Regions from separate parts of the Homo sapiens genome. Here region 2 is linked to region 1. A link is an interaction called in ENCODE POLR2A ChIA-PET data of the cell type or tissue named here. Cell type or tissue: A673. All regions are shown on one strand. Each heading gives the region's core, and the rest is flanking DNA. Links, peaks and the distances in the headings are about the cores only. Region 1 has its middle 6.2 kb from the start of NEUROD6. Region 2 has its middle 54 kb from the start of NEUROD6.

What was found. ChIA-PET counts read pairs that join two places held together with the same protein. Peaks named below come from ENCODE experiments on the same cell type or tissue, not always from the same donor. Only the 100,000 strongest peaks of a DNase experiment are listed, where the experiment ranks them.
Region 2: POLR2A ChIA-PET joins it to region 1 with 6 read pairs; 2 of 35 experiments call an interaction of 5 or more read pairs at or near these places.

The regions. Positions count from the first base shown.
Region 1 is chr7:31,345,463-31,348,385 of GRCh38, forward strand. No RefSeq gene overlaps it. Among named protein-coding and RNA genes, the nearest start is that of NEUROD6, 6.2 kb to the left of the region's middle. In A673, for the core only: no CTCF peak of the experiment used is centred there; no DNase peak of the experiment used is centred there; H3K27ac peaks cover 854 bases.
Region 2 is chr7:31,285,213-31,288,135 of GRCh38, forward strand. No RefSeq gene overlaps it. Among named protein-coding and RNA genes, the nearest start is that of NEUROD6, 54 kb to the right of the region's middle. In A673, for the core only: no CTCF peak of the experiment used is centred there; no DNase peak of the experiment used is centred there.

The DNA of each region.
Region 1 (2,923 bases), core at 130-2,629:
CTTTCACTCTTGGCCCCTTACATCCCATATAGGACTCTCAATTCAGTAGCCAGAGACATCTGATTAGAACATAAATCAGACTGTGTTCTCCTGTACTCAGAACTCTCCAGTACTTCTCCTCTCCCTCAGAGCAGAGGCCAAGTCCTGGCAGAGGCCCAGAGGTTTCTCCTGGCTTCTGCGATTCCATCTTCTGCTTTCCCCTGAACTCACTCATCTCCAGTGACACTGGCTGCTGGCGATTCCTTGAACACTCAGGCACCGTCCCACCTTAGGGTCGTGGCACTGAATTTCCACCTGGCATTTTCTTTTTGCAAATCCCCGTGGCTTATTCTCATACCTTTCAAGTCTCTGTCCACATGGCCCCTCTCAGTGAGGCCTCCCCTGGCCCTCCTAATTTATACTGTGGCCCTGCACCCACTAATTCCTCCCTATCCATTTTCTTCCTGTTTTACTTTTCTCTGTAGTACTTATCACTTTCTAACACAATACATTGCTGATTTCCAGTGTGTATTAATCTACATTTCTAATGCCTGCCCATGAAAGCCAGGAAGTACATACTTGTTGAACGAAGAAATGTGTACCAGGCACTGGGTTAGTGATGGCCATTCAGCAGTGTGTACAGCAGCTGTACAAGGCTGTGGGGGAGTTTGCAGTCTAGTAGGGGAGACAGACAATGAACAGGTAAACACATGCATGTGGAACGTACACATCAGAGGCTACAGAGAAAAATGGGAGGACCTATTTGATTAAAGCACTGAGGAGCCCTTTCTGAGTCGTCCTTTAAGCTGAGACGAGCAGGTGGAGCAGCAGAGGCAGGAGCTCGTGCTGTTTCTTCTGGTCTGGGAAGACTAGGAGCAGCGCCGTGACAGTAAGCCCTGGATCGTCCATGGGTGCCTGGGTCGTGGTAAAGCATTTCGAATATATTCCAAAGGAAGCCTTTGGAGAGCCTGAGGCAATTTAAGGTTGGAAACATTTTCTTTAGCTGGCTCCAAGGAGAAGATTTGGAGAGGGCAAAAGAAGAAACAGGGAGAGAACAGACAGGGCTCAGGACACACTACCCCAAAATTTGGCATATTGAAGCTGAAGGAATTTGAGAAAGCCTTAGAAGCAGGAAGATCTCTCAGACTTTCCCCACTTCTCCCTTGAAGCAGATGATAAAATATAGGAAGGATTTTCTTTTCTATTTATTCCTTCCTTTAGAGACAGTGTCTTACTGTGTTGCCCAGGCTGGTCTCAAGCTCCTTGCCTCAGGTGATCCTCGTGCCTTGGCCTCCCAAAGTGCTGGGATTGCAGGTGTGAACCACTACACCTGGACCAAGAAGGATTTTCTGACCTTCCCCTGAAGCAGGTCAGAAGACCTGCATGTGAGAGGTGCCCTCCCTACACCCAGATGAAAGGAATCCCTTGTCTTTGAAGACATGGGAACACAGATTAGAATCTGAACAAACAGATCATGCTAAGTTTCCTCAGTTTATTACCATTAGATTACATTATTTGTCACATCATATTTCTTCTTGACTCTTCTTTTTTATCAAATCCAGTATAAAAACACTCAAGTTTAACTCTTTGTTTGGGTTGTCATTTCTTTATGAAGGCTCCCATGTCATAGAAAACTTATTAAATAAATGTGTATGCTTTCCTCTGGTTAATCCGTCTTTTATTATAGGGACCTCATCCATGAACCTAGGATGGGTAAGAAAAGAGATATTTCTCCTCCTCCACAGAAATTACAAAGCCTGTGAGAGTAGACAGAGCTGGAGGGGATGACTGTGGCCCCAGGTTGAGTGGGGGCAATGGAAAGGGAGAAAAAAGGAGGCATGGAAATATATTTTGGAGATGGAATCGATAGAATTTACTGATTGAATGGATGTAGATTACCTGTAGGAAAGTTATAAAACCTCTGGTCATGAGGATGATGATGATGACGATGAACAAAGTATTCATTCATACGCAGGGCACCGAGGATCAGGCTAAGGGCTGTATAAACATTAGCACATTTGTTCCTTGCAGTAAGGTAGATGTGAGTGTCCTCATTGCAGAGATAATGAACTTATGGCTCAGAGATATTAACTAATGTTCCTGGACTGCTCAGTTTTCAAGTGAGAGAATCATCATTTGGACCTAGGTCAGCCTGAATCCAAATCCTACCTTTTAAACTACTATACCTTGCTACCTTAAGAATTAAATGATCAATGTCAATGGACTGCCTAGGACTGCCTCTGGTATAAAATAAATACTGAATTAATAACATTAGATGAAGTAGCAAAACTTGACCGTGAATCTATTTACAAAGTGAATAATTATCTTACCAATGTATCTGGTGACTTAAGAAGAGTCACCAGATATATTACACTTTTCGATGCTTTTCTTTTTTGGATCAATGTGTATAGGTAGTTGTAGACTGTTATATATGGTGAAATCATATAACAATAATTACAATTGTCATGACAACAGCTCTTTTTTTTTTTTTTTTTTTTTGAGATGGAGTCTTTCTGTGTCACCCAGGCTGGAGTGCAGTGGCATGATCTCGGCTCATTGCAACCTCCATTTCCCAGGTTCAAGTGATTCTCCTGCTTCAGCCTCCTGAATAGCTGGGATTACAGGCATGCGCCACCACGCCCAGCTAATTTTTGTAATTTTTAGTAAAGACAGGGTTTCACCATGTTGGTCAGGTTGGTCTCGAACTCCTGACCTCATGATCTGCCTGCCTTGGCCTTCCAAAGTGCTGGGATTACAGGAGTGAGCCACCGTGCCCGGCTGACAACAAGCTCTTATTTGACTCCGAAGAGTTGAGGGTTGAGTTGTTCAATTTTATTCCTTCATTGTTTTTCATTCATTCAACAAAACCCTTACTTTTTTGTTACTACTATAGATATGAGAGGAAATATGGATACATAACAGAGGCCCAGCTCTTATGGAAGTC
Region 2 (2,923 bases), core at 260-2,759, 60 kb before region 1:
GTTCTGCGACAAATACATATTGTGGTATTTGGAATCAGACATACCTGGTTTCTAACACCCAGATTAAGGAATTAAATCTATGCAGAAAACACCAGTAACTGCCAATATTCTGACACATTAGCTCTGTGTGCCTGGCATATACTCCCTGAGCCTCAATTTTCTTATTTGAAAACATTGAAAAATATTTATTTTTTGCAATATTGTTGTGGGGAGCCATGAGATAGTATGTGACTAGGTCTAGCACAGGACCTGACAATATTCAAAAATTTAGTTGCAGTTTTTCTCTTCAGATTATTTAAGGAATATAATCTTATTATAGAAAATTGAAAAAAAAGTAGACAAAAATTACTATTGTCATACCACACACTGTTTTTCTTTCCTATCATGGTTGTTTGTAGTTGAGGTATTGTTCAATATAAAATTTTACATTTTGCTTTATTTCAATTTACTTTATAGCACCAGTATTTTCTCATGTTATGACATGCTCTTCATAAACAACAGTTTTAGTGCCTTTGTACCATTTCCCTATTGTTGGATAGGCGATTTCCAATGTTTTGTATTGTAGACAGTGGCATGATAAATCCCTTTGTTTCTAACTTTTGTATTTCTGATTATTCTCTCAGAATAGATGATATTTGTCCCATCTGTTGTTTCATGTTTCTACCTTTTCTGCCTTTTTTGCATTAATGATTTTTTTTATGATTCCATTTTGTTTCCTTTACTGGCTCACTTGTTATAACCTGTTTTTTTTTAGTGAATGTTTTGGTGTCTGTGGTATACATCTCATACTTATCACAGTCTACCTTCGTTAAGTTTAGAACTGCATGTATAGTAGGACTTTAAAATAGTATTTTTCCCTCCCTCCATCCTGGCCTATGTGTTATTTTTGTCCTATACTTTTCCTCTATGTATGTTACAAACACCACAATACACATTTTAATTTTTGTTTTAAATAATCAGTTCTCTTTTAAAGGTATTTTAAAAGTAACAAAAACGTGTTTTCTATTTAATCACATATTTACTATTTCTGTTACTCTTCATTCCTTTGTGTAGCATCAGATATTTATCTGGTATCATTGCTCATTTTTCATCAGCCCAAAGGACTTCCTTTAACATTTTTTTGTGGTGCATATCTGCTGGCGATGCGTTCTTTCACCTTTTGTATGTCTGCAAAAGTATGTATTTAGCCTTCCCTTTTGAAAGTTTTTTTGCTGGGATAAGAATTCCAGGTTGATGGGTTTTTTCCCTTTTCTTTCAGTAGTTAAATATGTTGCTCCACTGACTTCTGGCTTGGATGGTTTCTGATAAGAAGTTCATTGTAATTCTTATCTTTATTCCTCTCCATGATGTGAATTTTTTCCTTGGGTTACTTTTTAGATTTCTCTTTATCACTGGTTTTAAGCAATTTTTATTTTTATTTTTATTTTTTGAGACAGGGTTTTGCTCTGTTGTCCAGGCTGAAGTGCAGTGGCATGATCTCGGCTCACTGCCACCTCTGTCTCCTGGGTTCAAGTGATTCTTCTGCCTCAGCCTCCCAAGTAGCTGGGACTACAGGCGTGTGCCACCACACCTGGTTAATTTTTGTATTTTTGGTAGAGATGGGGTTTTACCATGTTGGCCAGGCTAGTCTCGAACTCCTGACCTCAAGTGATCCATCCACCTCGGCCTCCCAAAGTGCTGGGATTACAGGCATGAGCCACCACGCCTGGCCAGTAATTTAAATATGTTACTTGATGTAGTTTTCTTCAGGTTGTGTCTGGAGTTTGATGAACATGAACCTGTGGGTTTGTAGTTTTCATCAAATTTAGAAAATTTTCAGCCAGCACTACTTCAAATATTTTTTTCAGATCCCTAGTCCTAACCTCTGGAGACATCAGTTACATGTACATTAGGCTATTTCAAGTTGTCTCACACACATTGATTCTGTTCATTTCTTTTAGTCTTTTTCATACTGTATTTCATTTTGGATAATTTCTATTGCTGTGTCTTCATATTCATGAATCTTTTATATTGTCTGAACTGCTATAATCTCATTCTATGTAATTTTCATCTTAGACATTGTAGTTTTCATCTCTAAAAGTTCTATTTGGGTCTTTATATCTTATATGTCTCTACTTAACATGCTCAATCTTTCCTTTCTGTATGGAATATAGTTATAATAATTATTTTAAAGTTATTATCTACTCTTATCATCTATGACATATTTAAGTCTCTGTTGATTAATTTTCTCCTCATTATGAGCCATATTTTTCTGCTTCTTTGCATGGCTAGTAATTGTTACTGGATGCCAGACATTGTGGCTTTTATCTTGGTGAGTGGTAGATGTTCTTGTGTTTTCATAAATATTCTTAAACTCTGTTCTGGGATGCAGTTAAGTTACTTGGAAACCATTTTATTCTTTAAAATCTTGATTTTAAGCTTTGTTAGGTGGGATCAGGGCAGTATTTAATCTAGGGCTATTTTTCTTCCCACTGCTAAGACGATAGCCTTCAGAGTACTCCATGCAATGCCCCATGAATGACATGACATGGTTTTTCATTTTGTTGTTGGGAACATGAATTATTCCAAGTCCTCCATTAGTTTTATTTTACTTTATTTTATTTGTGGGACACCTTTTTTTGGTTAATTGAGCAACTATTATGTGCCAGTTCCCCTGCTATGTAATGTTGATTCTTTCTGATTTGCACAAAAACTCTCTGATGTCAGTGGTATTATATATCCATTTTTCTGATGAAGAAACAGGTTCAGAGAGCATAAATGATTTGCCTAAGATCACACAGCTAGGAAATAGTGGTGCTGAGTTTCAAATCTGTTAGTTTTGAGAAGTGTTCACTCTAATCCTTTCAGATGGTTCTTTCCCCAACCTTGGGCAGTTTCTTCACATATGTGCTGATCGCCATGCAGCTGAAGACCAACCAAGGTT